2 separate regions of the Mus musculus genome follow, and region 2 is linked to region 1. A link is a loop called in an ENCODE intact Hi-C map of the cell type or tissue named here. Cell type or tissue: left cerebral cortex. All regions are shown on one strand.

Evidence for each region. Hi-C counts contacts between places; a loop is a spot of excess contacts. Peaks named below come from ENCODE experiments on the same cell type or tissue, not always from the same donor. Only the 100,000 strongest peaks of a DNase experiment are listed, where the experiment ranks them.
Region 2: it touches region 1 in a loop (3-fold over the local background); 2 of 42 quality-filtered maps call a loop at or near these places.

What each region holds. Positions count from the first base shown.
Region 1 is chrX:69,356,441-69,364,440 of GRCm38, reverse strand. Aff2 (AF4/FMR2 family, member 2) reads right to left here and starts at 4,110. Exons shown (of 20, transcript NM_008032.3): 1 at 3,603-4,110. The coding sequence starts at 3,649. In left cerebral cortex, a CTCF peak has its summit at 3,829; DNase peaks (open chromatin) are centred at 3,826, 4,123, 4,402, 4,875 and 4 more places; H3K4me3 peaks cover 2,819 bases; H3K27ac peaks cover 977 bases.
Region 2 is chrX:70,156,346-70,164,345 of GRCm38, reverse strand. No RefSeq gene overlaps it. Among named protein-coding and RNA genes, the nearest start is that of 1700111N16Rik, 17 kb to the right of the region's middle. In left cerebral cortex, a CTCF peak has its summit at 3,137 (motif pointing right); a DNase peak (open chromatin) is centred at 3,134.

The sequences.
Region 1 (8,000 bases):
AAGCCATGCCTGGCTGGAGCTGGAACAGTTCACTTTTGTCTGGAAAGCAGGTCCCCTCCTCCAGCCCCCACGAGGTCCAGAAAACTTGGGAAAGTGTTAGCTGCTGGAGCAGGCCCTGGGGGTTGCCTTCATCCCAAATAGAAGAAGCCTGGCTGGCACATGGCCCCTTCTCAGCCTTGACAGCCTCACATAGACCTTTGAACTTTCTATTTATATAACAGTTTAGTGAGTTTAAGTCTCTTCCTGTATAACTGCCCGTTTGCAAGCTTGCCTCTAATTAGGCTACTTGTGAGACAACATATAAAATCTACAAACAACTGATGCAGTCCTTTGCCATGAGAATCAGGCCAGTATCACAATTTCTTTTAAAAAAAACCTACTTTTAATATTTGGGGTTTGCTATCATGGGAGTTTTTACATTTTTGTTCTTAAAAATTATCTCTTTATGTTTTTACCCAGTGAACACACACACACACACACACACACACACACACACACACACACACACACTGTATTTTTTAATTAAAAGGTAACTGCCTCACAAAAAGAAATTTGGCATACTACAAAGAGGTACTTTAATGTTATGGAGGTAGGTGCTTACAGGATAGAAAACCTGTACAATTTGTAAGCTTTTACATTTATATTAATGACTTTGCCATTGCTGATAAAGACGTCCAAATCTAGCCACATGATCTCCAGATTCCTCAAGAATTCGTTTACTTGTTTAACAAGGACAAATCTATGGGATGATTTAAAAAGCAGGAACTATGCTTTCCTCTTCCTTCCTCCATATTTTTCCCTTCTTTTAAAAAGATAAAATGATGTATTTGGCAGACATAAGCATCTGTGCCTTCCTTTTCTTTCACAGAATGGTTCATATTAAATTCTAACTCAGGTGAACACTATTCATGCATCCAGAAATCCTAAGGAACTTGAGCTTTGCCCTTTAATGGGGTCCAGAGCATGACCCATTAAGCTACCATTGCAGTTTGCAAAACCCAGTGATACATTCTGTAAGGCATATGAGCACTCCCAGACACTGCACAGACTTGCACAATGCAGCAGCATTCATAACCCTTCTTTGGAGTGCATATTTGTCCTAAGCATGTTTATCAATGTGCATTCAGTTTGTTTTAAATTTACTATAGCCAAGTGTTTGTAAATAATACATATTCCTGTGTATGTGAAGCCATTCTTCATTAAGGTTAGAAAATTGAGTTGGGGTTTAATTTTTTTTTCAGCTCTCCTGATGATTTTATTGATAGGTATCTAGGTAGAGTTAACATAGAAATAGTTTCAAGCTTGTTGTTCCACAAGTGAATAGGGTCAATGCAAATGAGCTCTTTAACTTTTATGCCTTACCCCTCATTTGTCTTTCTACATACATGAGGTAGTGCATATCATCGCTTTAGCCCTCTAGTTATTTTCATGAAATGGAAGTAAACATATAACAAGCGTTATGGTTTGAAGGATGTATAGGTTATCATTAAGAATGATGTCAAGCTTTTCAGTTTATGCACCATGGTTGTATTTGTGTTTCTTTTCTCTATGGAGGTACTTAAAATACAGAAGCACAACCACATTACAAATATTTAAAATATAGATGCAGATTCATAAGAAACCTTTCCCTTCACAACCAAGCAATAAGAAGGAAAATTGCGTGGTTCATGTATACAGAAAGGAAAGGCAGGCTTTTCTTTTTTATGCAGATATGTTATACCATTCCATCAGTATTTTCTATCACATCTACCAAATCGGTCAGCATGCTCTAAAATGGATGTGTCATAGTTACAGATCAGGAGGAAAATGGTTTTGTATTTTTCTTAAGAATAGGAATTTCTAAAGGGAAACAGGCACACATGTTCCTAAAAAACAGAAATTAAGCAGAAAGGTTCACATCCCCTTTAAATATTCAACTACACATGTATAACATTAAACTAGAATTAAAACAGTAATATATGTGAATGTGTGTGTGCAGAAACGTAATTCCTAGTATATGCCTAAATTTTCAGCTAAGCCTTTAAATCAATTATAGCAATGTCTATTAAATTAGCAGTGTTACCTAAAGCATATATTAGACAAATTGCATGCAGATAATAATGATGTGGTTATCAATTGTCAGCAAAATAGATTACTATATCAGAGTAAATGTTGCATTCAGAAATACAGCATTAAATTGAGCAGTAAATTCAGGAATTTTTAAAATTTTAGCAAGAACAGATTCTTTAACTATAATGTTTTCCTCACAACTAATAAAATCCCACATAGTTTTTAAAATGTCTATAGATAAATACTGATATATTTGATAATTTATTTGGAATGTCTATAACAAAATGTAAGGTATCTTGGGTTTGCAGCCAAGCAGTCACGAGTGGCATAATGAAGCTATTGGCCAAGCATCTGACCCTTTTTTAAAGAAGGAAATTGCCTAAAACATGACATTGACAATGGAAATCCCTGCAAAAAAAGGCACAGCATTCATGGCCAGTAGCTAGTAGTCTGAACATTGCAAAAGATTTCAAACTGTTGGTGGGCACTACAGATTATCCTCACTACATTTAAAGGGCAAGAGTGCCACTTGAAGTCTCTGCTCCTGTGGCTGCCTCCTTCCTCATCTAAACACTTGGGCATGGGCGGGGGGACTGGTACATTAAAATATTGTGACTTATAAAGAACGATAATGTTTATAGTAAATGGTGAAGTTTTTCTAAAGTTAATAGATCTGAGGAGCACTATGCATGTGCGCCTGTACATCAACACAGAGAGAAAGAACTTTCTGCTCCCCCACCCCCACCACAGTCACCTTTGCACCATGTTTCAGGATCTCTCCGCAACTTTACGGTATTTTGTTTAAAGCAGGCTAAACCTGGGGATTCTAGCTGTGTGTCCAATACACAAACCTAAGGCTGCCTCCCACTGGGAAGCCAATGGGGGTTCAGAGGCTAATTAAATGTTCATTGACTTCGGAGCTGAAGACTTTAGGGGCCAACTTCAAACACCCTTCCACTTGAAAGTCAAGCGCTAAAGGCAACTGGACTGGAGGTCCCTAGTGCAGTGGCCCCTGAAGACGCTGCTCTGAGAAGAGGAACTTAGGCTGGATAGGCATTAGGTTTTGGACCCATGCCTTTCTGGGTGGGGATTGAGGTGGCAACAGCGTGGGCGGTGGCCGCTGAGCAAGCTGAGGGTGGCCTCTGGGTACCTGGCTGTCGCTTTTTCTCCCGCCACTGGCTGCAGGCACTGGCAACTGGAAAGTTAAAGCATTTAAGACTGGATCCTACCCAATCAGCCACTGGTGAGAAAAGACCCCAGGAGGTTGTTGTGCGGGTGGGTGGCACTGAAGCTGCTATGGGCCGGCTGCAACTCTTTAGACTTGGAGTGCAAAGGGATGCTCTTGCCCACATCTTTCCCTGTCCCCGCACCTCCCCCATCCCAGCACCCGACCAAGGAGTCACTGAAGCCAAAGCTAGAGGTGTCTGGGAGCAAGTGGGAGAGTGTCCGGGGCGCCCCCCACAACAGCTCTGGCTCCTCTTAACAAAGGCGAAAAGCCCAGACCAGACCGGGGATCCCGCTCATCAAAAGAGAAGGGGAATTTTAACACCTACCACTGCTGCTCCAAGTCCCAATCCCTGAAAAAGTCGAATAGATCCATAGCGGCGGGGCGGCGGCGGCTGGCGGCCGTCTGTCCCTGCTCGCTGCGTGTCGGCGCGGCTCTGAGCTGCGCGGCTCTCTGGCTGCGGTCGGCGGCGCGGCTCTCTGGCCCTCCTACCCGGTTAAAAGTGCTGGGGCCGCATCAGCGGCAGCGGCGGGCGCCCGGGGTACCTAGTCCTGCGCTCCGGAGCAGTGGCGGCAGCGGAAGCGATGGCACCGGGCAGGCAAGAGCCTGACCTCCCGCTCTGGTCCACTCGCTCCGCGGCTGCCCGCTTGCCCAGCGCGTCCGGGCTGCGGTGGCGGCCGCTTAGAGCTGGGGTCGCCTGGGCCGCCCGCCTGGCAGGCTGCTGGCGGGTGGCGACGGCAGAGGCGGGGGCGAGCGAGGCAGTGGCAGTGGCGCGGCGCGGCAGCCGGGGCGGCAGCAGCGGCGGCGGCGGCTGCACAGGCGGCGGCGGCCGAGACAGCATCACACACTTACACACTCACAGGGGGCGGAGCCTGGACAGCTCGAAGCCGCGACATGGAGCAGACACGTTATCATCCTTGGATCTGGCAGGGGCTAGCCCCGCCCGCCCTTGCTCCTGGATGCCCCCCACCCCCTGTCAAAATCAGCTGATGGGGGCAGTTGCAGAGCTGAAGACTCAGACCTAGCCCAGGACCCAGAGGAGGTCCTGGGACCCAGACAGGGGAACACAGAAGGTGGTCTCACTGTACCAGAGTGTAGACTAGCAGAATGGGACACCCTCACCCCAACCTACCACTGGGATGTAGTATTTGCCATCAGAAAAGAGTGCACAAACTGCTGCAAGGAAGGGCTAGCGCCCTGCTGCCATTGCCTGTAGTCCCTGCCCAGACATTCTTTTCAGACCACTGGATCAAACTTTTGCGTCCCCAGCATCCCTCTGGGCTGCATCACGGGGCATGTGTGTTCAGGGAGGACAGGGCGGTCACCTTCACCATTTCTGCGGTGCTGCGCATCCCAGCCGAGTTCACGCTGCAATATCCTCTTAGGCTGAAGTAGTACTGGTCCCTCAGTAGGTCAGCAAGCTCTGGGCCCTGGATTTAGTAAGCTGCAATGGGAGGGATAAAGGGCGTCCCCTTGAGTGGTCCTTGGGATAAGTGGTTATAGTACTAGTTTCTTCCAACCTTAAGCTTTGGGCAAAAACCTCCTGCATTTTCCTTCTCTGAGAAACAGGAAAACCGCTGGGTGTGTGCCCACTATCCCACGCACCAGCTGCTTTTCTCCCTTCTGGCTTGAGAACAGTCTCTCTGCACGTGGAGGGCTTAACCACACCCCTCTCCTCCTTCCAGCTTGTCCTTCTAGTCCAGGAAAGGATGAATCCATTCCTTTAGCGAGTTCCTCAAAGGAAAAGTTTCCTCATCTACTCAAGAGAAAAAGGATATACAGGATTATAAAGGCTTGTTCAATTTGGAGTCCCAGACATCTGAATTACTTTCCTACTGTCCTTACCGGGAAGGTACAGTATTGGCACTGTGCTGAAATCCTAGGGCCAGAAGTGAGCAGAGCGGTAGACAACATTGACAAAACCTCCTAGCCTCAGTTTTCCCATCTGTACAACTAAAGTATTACCCTAGTGGCCATCAGGCTTATCCTGATCTCTTTCCTTTTCCTATTTGAATATTTGTTTTTAATCACCTCACACACTCAAAACCATCTAGATAGCCTTGCTTTTTGATCTTGACGAACTAGGAGTCCCCACTAGGTCATTTGCTCAAGATCTAACATCTCTCCTGGAGGGGAGGGAAAAAAAAAGTCAGATTGCAACCTTAAACGAGAGAAGCTGTACACCATATAACAGAAAGAACCACAGCTCTATCTTTGGATTGCTTACACCCAGGGCTTATTTATTTATTTATTTATTTAGGTAAGGGGAAGAAAGCACATTGTTGACATGGAGAAGTAAAGCTCCAAGATGCTACAATTTCTGTATTCGGTGGGACTTTACCCAATGTGTATTTTGCACGAACCCAAGTCTTCTACAGATACTAGTGAACTGACAGAAAATCAACCAATGGACAGCCAAAGGGAGACCATGTTTCAAATCAGGTTGTTAACTGGTACAGGTTGTGTTAAGTCCAATAGGATATGGCTGCTACTACAGGATTTAGAAATGGGAGTTACAACATTTAAAAGTAGTGTGAGTGGGGTTACACATTATCTGTGTTCTTGTTTATCTTCTGTTCTAGATTGTGAGTCTTTCCTGTGACAAGAAATGTCCCATTCCGACTTGTGGCCTTCATACATTATGCCCTCAGTAAGTGATGCTCCAATTCTATTTGATTGCTAATAATGATTGTCACCATGGGTTAATGCTTGATCTGTTTAAAAAACACTTATGCAAATCCAGAACATCTACAGTTAACATTTAAATGGGGATTATGATCAGTTGTTACCTATTTTATTTTCATTAGAGGGAGGGATCTGTTCACTGGGGAAAGACATACAAGCAATATTCTAAATAAATTCTCAACAGAAATAAAGCTGCTCCTTTAAGAGTTTCAGAAACCATCACCCCACCGGTGTACTTTCTTCCCAATCAGCAGGGGGACAGAGCAGAAGCAGAAGGAGCCAGCAAGAGGCACCACTCTGAACAGAAGTGCCTGCGGGAAGGAGAGAAGAGACAAGTGGTGCTGGCTGCTGCTTCAAAGAGGGGCAGGGGCTTTCCCTTCCTGAGATCAAAACCAAGTTAGAAGGCATGGAAGCAGCTCCCCTCCCCACCGCCTCCTAACAGAGAGGAGACTAAAAGAGGCAACACAGAAGAGGCCAGGCTGTCCCTGATGCCAGCAGCTCAGGTCCAGCACACACTAAGTGGGGGAAGCTTTGTTATCTTAGATCTAAGGCTAGTTTTCTCCCTTAGTACTAGACTTGCACAACCCTGACTCTGATAGATGCTCCCTGGAGTCAGGGCTGCCTGCAACTATCATGCTAACAGCAAGACCATCTAGTCTCTAGGAGGACAAGTTACTTTGTCCCATTCCACTTATTGGGCCATCTTCCCCAAGGTAAAAAGGGTCCTCAGCTGTTGTCCTGGATTTGATAGGTAAATCGCCTTAGTTCTTTCTGCTTTCCTGACCTAGCAGAGCCTATGTTAGGCCACAGATTCACAGTTGTCAGTTCATTCAGTATTTGGAATCTGCACATTCCTTCTGTTCTGCCTTATCCTCCTCTCTATTAACATCTGTCATCTCGACTACCCTGTACATTGTACCTCACTAACCTTCCCCATTGACCAAATCATCAGTCAAAGGGGGCCTGCTAGGATGGCCACTGAACAGCCTCTGCAGGCAGCACAAGATCAAAAGTGAGACTCCAGATCTCAATCCATGGAAGTAAAGCAGAAATTATTTTTCACAGGTGTGACTTGAGAGAAATGCTGATTCTAAGATCTTCAGAAGGAAATTTTCCCCTTGAATTACTTTTATAGGAGTTTAATTCAAAGTCTCCAAGTACTAATCTTCATTTCAAAGAACCTGAAACCGTCCATTCCTACAGTATTACTAAAGGCATTGTCACACAGATTCTGATAGTGTCTAAAACTAAAATTAATTTAAAATAGTTTAACCATGCATGTCAGTTTCCGGAAAGGAACAAATCGACATAGTGTGATATATGTTATTGTGTTGTAACTCGGATTTCCACATTTGCTTTTGACATGGCATGTAGTAAGGCTGACTTATTTCCTAGGAAGAAATTACAATTTGTGTTAGTTCATATTAGTGAACCTGTTGAATGTAATTCCATGAATTACACTGGGAACATCAAGGACCTCTATGAAGGAGAAACTTGGTGCTACCTTGAGTTTAGAATGGGTCAACATAACTGATGCTGGGGCAATTTCCTCAAATATGTAGCAACTTCCAGAATAATCCATGTTAAAGGAGCACTTCCATGATTTTTGTTTGGTTGGTTGTTTTGTTTTTGTTTTTTGTTTTGTTTTGTTTTGTTTAACTTCCAGATTTCTGTACTTGTTCAAATCTGTGTGTTTAGGAACTACACACTTCAAGGACAGAGACAGAGACTGTGCAATGAAACAGTGTTGGGATCTAGTGGGCCTCCCAGGGTTCATTCAGCCAGTGATGGTGGTTCATGAGTTGATTTCAACTCTGCTCAGGGCAATTCTCTAAAACTGCGATGATGCACCTAATAAATATACATGTGGGCTTTTCCCACCATTCTACTTTGTACTTTGGATCTCAATCATGTATTATAATTGAAAGTCTTTACCCTTGGGCTTTTTGGTTATCACAGAGAATGACCTGATTTCACAGCTTTTCCAAAGTTTCTGGCTCTGGGTTCCTGCTGGGTCTTAAATATCAGATACAATCATCCC
Region 2 (8,000 bases), 800 kb before region 1:
AAATGTACCTGTCTGCAAGTCTTATCTTCCATGCACCTATACACCTCAGTGATGTTGTACCAAGTTCTGAATGAAAACTGTCTAGATTTTGGAGTCAAACAGCCAATATGTCCATTTCTTTTTCTTGAGGCCCTGCATTGGGTAGGCCTCTGAGAGTAGGTACTATGCACAATGGATATGGCAAGATATAGAAGTGTTTGTACTCTCAGCACTGACATACAATAGGTCTTAATCTGAAATGCCTATTTGCCAGTCACTAGTCCCCCTCCAATCTACTACTCAAGACAAAACTACCTAATATCCAAGGTACTGAAGGTTTCTTCTGCACTGGGGAAGATATAGTAACATGGGGACACATGCTACTGTTTAGTCCTTCTTAACACTCAACTACTACAAGTTAAGATGGTATCTACTGGCCACTCTTGGCATTGTTGGTCTAGTTGTAAGCATCTTAAAGAACTATGTGATTTTTGGTTGTTGACGTTCACAGACACCAGACACCATAGTCTCTGGATCTTGATCATATACGTCAACCTTCTGTGAAACCTTTTTCTATCCTGTACAGATGGGGTTTGCGGAATATGTGGTTGAGGAGCAAGTCTAGGGTAGGGTGCAATAAGATAGCCTGTTCTCCATGGCTTATCCCTTCCAGTACAAGAGCCAACCAAAAGATTAGTTCATCAAATAAAATAGACAAATGGTTTGGGGTAATGGAGTAATAATGATTATATTGCTCCAATAATAAAAATATAGATGTGTTGCACATATACATTGATCATATGGGGAACATCAGGTCTGTCAGCAGGAACACTGGGAAAAGACCTGCTGAAGAGCCCTGGATTCTATGGCAGGAGAACAGCCATCTTGAAGAACCTCAGTGTTCCAGGGAAACCTTCATTTGGAGAGCTCATTATTTTACACGCTCAAGCAAAATAAGACATCCTCATTGACCTTAAATGAGTACATCCCAATATTCACATAACTTGTGCATTCATAGGACAAATTTAGAACAGCCTTGGGAGGCTCTTATGGCACTAGGAGAAGCAAAACTAAAGGTTCAAGAAGTGCAGATCATCAAGTGGCCCTGTGTTCAGATTCTTTGTGATATAACCCTATGCAAACATTACATGGTGTTTCCAAGCCCTACTAATAGATGAGGGGCCTGCCAGGAATCCAGGCCTCAGGTTAACCATAGTGTTCATGCTTTTTCTGCCTTTAGACTTTTGCTCTCATGATGATTTCTGACAGATGTCCTGCTGCCTTTTCTATTGCTTTTTATCAAAGCCTTACTCTGCCAAAAGACCTTCTTATATGACATTTCTTCTGGAGACCATTCATCTACCATTTTCCTTTCCTTTCTATGTAAATTAATATTATCCTATATTCTGTAACTCTTTAAGACCTCGGCAGTTCTATTTGGAAATTTCCCACTGTGTCAGGGCCCTATCTCCTTTATTACACTCTCCACTTTTTGTATGTGAGTACCATGCTTGCCTTGTTTCTAGAATTCTCTATGCACTGACCTGGCTCTACTTAGAGTATGGTATATAATATGATGAACTCTATTTTGAACTCAGTGATTCAAACTCGGGCTGATGGGAGGGGGCTGGTACGGTGTCATTTGTAGTACTTTATTTTCATCCTGTTACCTGTCATGTAACCTGTACATTCTGATGGAAATACAGCATGGCCAAGCTGTACTTAGCTAAGCCAGTCCTTTGCTACTGCTTCTTTGAAGAAATAATTGCCAGACTAACACCCTTTTTAGGGTGGCAACAGGCTTTCATATGTTCTGTGCCACGTCTGTTATATAAATGATTGACAACATGGATTCATGGCTTAATGAAAGGTAGTGCCTCAAGACCTTTTATTTTTTAATTCTGGTGATCTTTGCAAGGTCCAAAACAATTTGACTGCATAAACTCACAGCACTCTATTATTAGAATGATCACAGTAAACAAGTAGCCTAACCCTTGCAGTACAATATTTAACAGTACAGGGAATGTATACTGTCTGGAGGGTCATACAGCAAACCTATGGTATGGTAACTAGAAACACAGGGTCTTTAACTTTAGTCCTTTATCCTGCCTCTGCTTGCTGATCACTCTGCTGGCCAGCCACAATCAAGAATTAATGTGGACTGTTGGGGAGATGTCTATCAAAGGGACTTGGATATCTTGGGTTCATGAAATTAATAAATTCCTTTCTAATATTTATTTATAACCAATACAATAGGTGAAATCATACATACACATATAGGTAGTTTATCACATTTTATAACTGACTGATATAGAATACAATCTTAATATGTGAAACAAATTGTTACAAATAATTCACTGGATTGCATATTTGATTAAGTGTACATATTGGTAAGAGAGTTAGAATTCTAAGATGCCAGAGCACAATGAAAGAAGCTTCATGGCCAAAATTCTGACTGCTGTCATTGTAGATATGTCTGCAACAAGACTGGAACACTTGGATGCTTTTATAGCCTCTACAGACTAGAGCAACCCCTTGGAGTTGCTTTGCACGACATCTACTAATGACAGGCACTTGCTTTCATTCACTCTTTCATTTGTTGAAGCAACCATTAGGTACACGCCGAGCTATGAATGAGGACAGCTACTGCCATGTGAAATCCTCCGCTCTTTAAGCCTGGCTGTGAGACGGTACTGTTCCAGTTACTCCTAAAGACAAAATTCTGTACCTTAAAGGGGCCATTGTCGTGTTATTTATAGCAGTAGTCTGTAGATAGCATGTGAACACGACTGCTGAAATCAGTCAGGGGCATTATTAACAGATTATATAGCAATTACAACAGTTGGCTGTGAAGATATGTACAAATATAGAAAATGCTTATGGTCAGTTTAATAGTAGTTTATACAAAGCAGGACTGTCTGGTGCACTGGCATACTCATTAAAAAAAAAAAAAAAAAGAAAGTGAGTACCTTGGAAAAGAGCCTGAGCACAGATTCTTCACGATGGAAATGATGACTCAGTTTTAGGGAATGATTCTGAATACTCCCACCTATTTTCCCAATTGAATAGGATGTTGCCCGAGTGATTCTACCTATTCATTTAAAGGGAAACAAAGCCCAATGTCTGCAGTCCACAGAATATAGTGCAGTTTTGGTGTTCTGCCAGCAGATGGAGATGCCCCACTTTCTGTTTTCCAGAAGGCAAGTTACAGAAGGAAAGCTTTAGTATCTGTCAGAAGGTCTTGCAGATTTTCTGCGTTTTAATTCAAATATCCAGTTATGATTTTTTCCAGTACCCAACGAACCCTGAAAGTTATTTTTGATCAGGCTACATGGCTCCAAGGGAGCAGATCCAAGTTTTATAGGACCTGTAGGGAGCCTCTTTGAGAAAAACATTTCAAAGTTACAAATGCAAAATTAGATACTGATCTTTGAAAAGGATTTCTGTGAAGATGGCCCATTTACCCGAGTCTTCATTACCTTCCAAATAATCAATCAATTGCTGGTTTTATACAGTCTGGCCTAACAATGATAGGCATTGCCATGGAAAGTTCTCTGTGGAATTGGGCATGTTCATTCCTATCAGGCATTGGTAAACAGTTGTCTTTCTTGATCTTTTCAACATAATGACTAATGTCAGATACAGACTCAGTGAATGTCAAATGAGAGGAAACAGATACATAGTAGCAGCCAGGGTAGGACATGAACCTACCTTGTCTAGAAGGGGGAGTTTGATAATGATGCCTCTTTACCTGATTCTTCCTAGACCTCCTCTGGCTATCTGGGTGGCAATGACCCCAAGCAATAGTCTGTTATACTTTTAACCTCATAGCTGCCTGATTCAATTAATCTCCAGCTCCCATGAGTTCTGCATTGTGGAGTCTTATTTATACAAAGGGTTGGACAGCTTGAAAACCACATAAAACATGAAATATGTAGGAGGTATTTTTCTTCAAATTAAGCTTAAATTTGAATTGAAATTGAGATTGATACAGACAAATGGTCAGATATTTTTCAATTTTATCTAATCTTCTCTCATATATTATTATATCTAGGCTGAAGTTTCTTTTCTCTCCACTCCTTCCAGCTCACTTTCTCTTCTTCCTCAGATCTTGTAACTTGATGTGACTTGTTTGAGAATCAGTCATATCCTTAATTCACATTAATTGTCCTGTTTCACTTCATTCCTATGTTATATACACAGGTTTATCTAGTGTCTCCTAATGCTCATTAATTCTAAACCTTGGCTATTTTATTCTTATCTTTTTATCCATAGGACTAGTCTCCTCCCTTCTCACAGCCATGGCATCTCCATGAAACAATATGCCACACATTTGTTCTATTCTGTGTTGGTCAGCCAACATTGATATTTGGCTTTTACGATTTTTATAACATTTCTAGTGATAATCTATACTGAATAAATTCTTCATTGTTTCATTGTTCTGATTCCCTATGTATTTAATCTAAGGAAGGCACACACACACACACACACACACACAAAGAGAGAGTGAGAGAGACAGAGAGACAGAGAGAGAGAGAGACAGAGACAGAGACACAGAAACCATAAATTTGATTTTTACTTACATAACTATCCAGACTAATACCAGATGGGGAGAGAAATTTCTTCATAAGTCATTTAGAAGTCTGTGCTAAATAATTTTTTGCTTTAACAAAAACATTTAAAAACATTTTGTGTTAACATGGGTATCTCCAACATGTCAAGCAGAAGAAAGAAGCAAGCAGAATGCATGTTTGTATTTGTATTGAATTGGGCATCAAACTGGCATACCTTGTGCTCTTTTTTTTTTCACTATGCAGTTGTAGGATGGCATGGAATTCTTGATCCTTTTTGCCTCTATTTCTGAGTGCTGGAATTATAGGTATGCACCCCTGCACCTATTTTATTTTATAGGGCACAGGGATCAAACCTGGTGTCTTGTGCATGCCAGGCAATGACTCTACCAGCTGAGCTGCACCCCAAGCACTGCTTCTCTTCAGATTTTATCAGCTCAGTCTCAGTTACATAGCTGTGTAAAATCACAAGGGGGTGTCTGGGTAATGTTTTACTGGATATAAAAGAAAAATAAATAGAATAGTCAACAAGAATTATATAATCTGTTGCATCAAATACAGTACAGCAGGCATTAGAGATTCGTCAAAGTCTCATCAGACATTAATTTTTAATATTTTAGAGCAAGTGCATCTTTATTTTTTCTCTCTGAAACCAACTTTATAAAAATGACAAAAACAACATTTATATTTAAATTAAAATGAGGAAATAATGAATCATGAATCACACAGTTAATATTGGTGATATGTATGGTCAACAATATAATGAAGGTATAGTGATTTTACTGGAGAATAAATATCTTTACAGATCTGGGAGACAACTAGTAGTGCACAAGTTTCTCTGAAATTAGCAATTTACTGTAAGGGGAAATTGGCAAACATTTGTTGGAGATATAAGATCTGGGTGAATGCATGGCTGTATAAATATTCCCCAAATATTCCTGAATATAATAAATTGACAGGTAGAATTGAGATGACACAAGAGAACACTCACAGATACTGTATCAATGTAAACTTGCAGCACGTGGGAGAAAAACTGTAGGTGTTAAGCAGCTCTGTAGCAGCCATCCTTCGTGAGCAAAACGGAAAAGAAAAAATTTTATTCTCTGTATCACACACAAAGCACTCACTGATAAGTGGATATTAGCCCAGAAACTTAGGATACCCAAGATATAAGATACAATTTGCCAAACGCATGAAAGTCAAGAAGAACGAAGAACAAAGTGTGGACACTTTGCCCCTTCTTAGAATTGGGAACAAAACACCCATGGAAAGAGTTACAGAGACAAAATTTGGAGCTGTGGCGAAAGGATGGATCATCTAGAGACTGCCATATCCAGGGATCCATCTCATAATCAGCCTCCAAACACTGACACCATTGCATACACCAGGAAGATTTTGTTGAAAGGACCCAGATATAGCTGTCTCTTGTGAGACTATGCCGGGGCCTAGCAACCACAGAAGTGGATGCTCACAGTCATCTATAGGATGGAACACAGGGCCCCCAATAGAGGAGCTAGAGAAAGTAACCAAGGAGCTAAAAGGATCTGCAACCCTATAGGTGGAATAACAATATGAACTAACCAGTACCCCGGAGCTCTTGACTCTAGCTGCATATGTAGCAGAAGATGGCCTAGTAGGCCATCACTGGAAAGAGAGGCCCATTGGTCTTGCAAACTTTATATGCCTCAGTACAGGGGAACACCAGGGCCAAGAAGTGGGAGTGGGTGGGTAGGGGACTGGGGGGAGGGTATGGGGGACTTTTGGGATAGCATTGGAAATGTAAACGAAGAAAATACCTAATAAATAAAAAAAAATACATACAAAGAAATAAAAGAAAACACACCTTGCTATCTTCTCCTGTAAAACTACGAATTTTGGAGGATTTTACTAAGAATCAAGGATTTTCTGCTATCCCATGTCATTGCCCTGGCCCCTCTTTTACAATATATTGTTGATACATCTGGACTAAAAGATTTTTGCTCACTCAAGGATGACTACTAATGAAAGAGGGCAAAGATATCTATATAAAAACACCATGAAATTGTGACAAATAATAAGGATACAGAAGATAAACTAAGCTTATATAATATTAATATTTTAAAGTTACATTTACAAAAATTATGATCTGATATTGATCAAACAACTCAACAAAACTGTCTCTTATGAATTATGAGCCTAATGAAGAAAATATCAGGAAAAGATAAAAATGAGTTTCCTGTTTTATATACAAAGTGGATAACAAATTAAAATTATTACAGAGCTTGTCACTAAATTATAAATAATGGTGTCTGAGAATGTACCATCAGATTTACTAAAGCACCAGTAAGGACTGGTAGAAATAGATGACAATCTTTAGATAATTGAAGAAAATGAAACAGAAATTCTAAAAATGATTAGAGAAAATTATAGAAAGCAGGCAAAGTAGAGATAATGTAAGCATATATGTATTTCCTTTTAGAAAAAAATTAAGTTACAAAAATACTAGAAAATATATGTTAAAAATATTAAGGGAGAATTGAATATGAATTTTAAAGGGTAAACTATATCTTATGGAAATTAAGATTAGTAAGCATTTAATATAATCTAGTACAGCTTCCTCAATTTTGTAGAAAGAAAGTAATTTGTGAGTATCAAGAAAAAAATTATCAAACAACATAGAACCATAAAATAAAAACACAGGCTAGCTACAATGACAAGATACACTGTACAATTTGCATCAAATTTATCATTCAAATAATGAAGGAATATAAAAATATAAACTAATTTAGCTGTAGATATTCACAACAGTAAAAAATAATTGTCCAGGATTTACCAAATTAACACGGTGTATAATAACCTTACTGTTTAAATCCACTTAATTTATACCTAATCAATAAGGCAAACATTTCAAGGACTCATGGAATAATAACAAGGTTAGAGGATATAATTCAAAAGTGAAACATTCTCTTTTTTCCTTTCTTTTAATTGGATACTTTAGTTGTTTACATTTCAAATGTTATCCCTTTTCCTCCTTTCTCCTCTGCAAACCCTATCCCATCCCCTCCCCTTACCTTGCTTCTATGAGGGTGCTCCCCCACACAAATACTCCTGCCTCACCACCTTAGGATTCCTCTACACTGGGGCATCAAGCCTTCACAGGACCAAAGGTATCCCCTCCCATTGATGCCAGATAAGGCCCTTCCAACTCCTACAGTCCTTCCCCATCTCCTCTATTGGGGTCCCTTTGCTCAGTCCAATGGTTGGCTGCAAGCATCCTCATCTGTATTGTTCAGGATCTGGTATAGCCTCTCAGGAGACAACTGTATCAGGTTCCTGTCAGCAAGCACTTCTTGGCATCAGCATTATGTCTGAATTTGATGTGCGCATGTGGGATCCATCCCCAGGTGAGGCAGTCTCTGGGTGGTCTCTGTTTCACACTTTATCCCTGTATTTCCTTTAGACAGGAGTAAT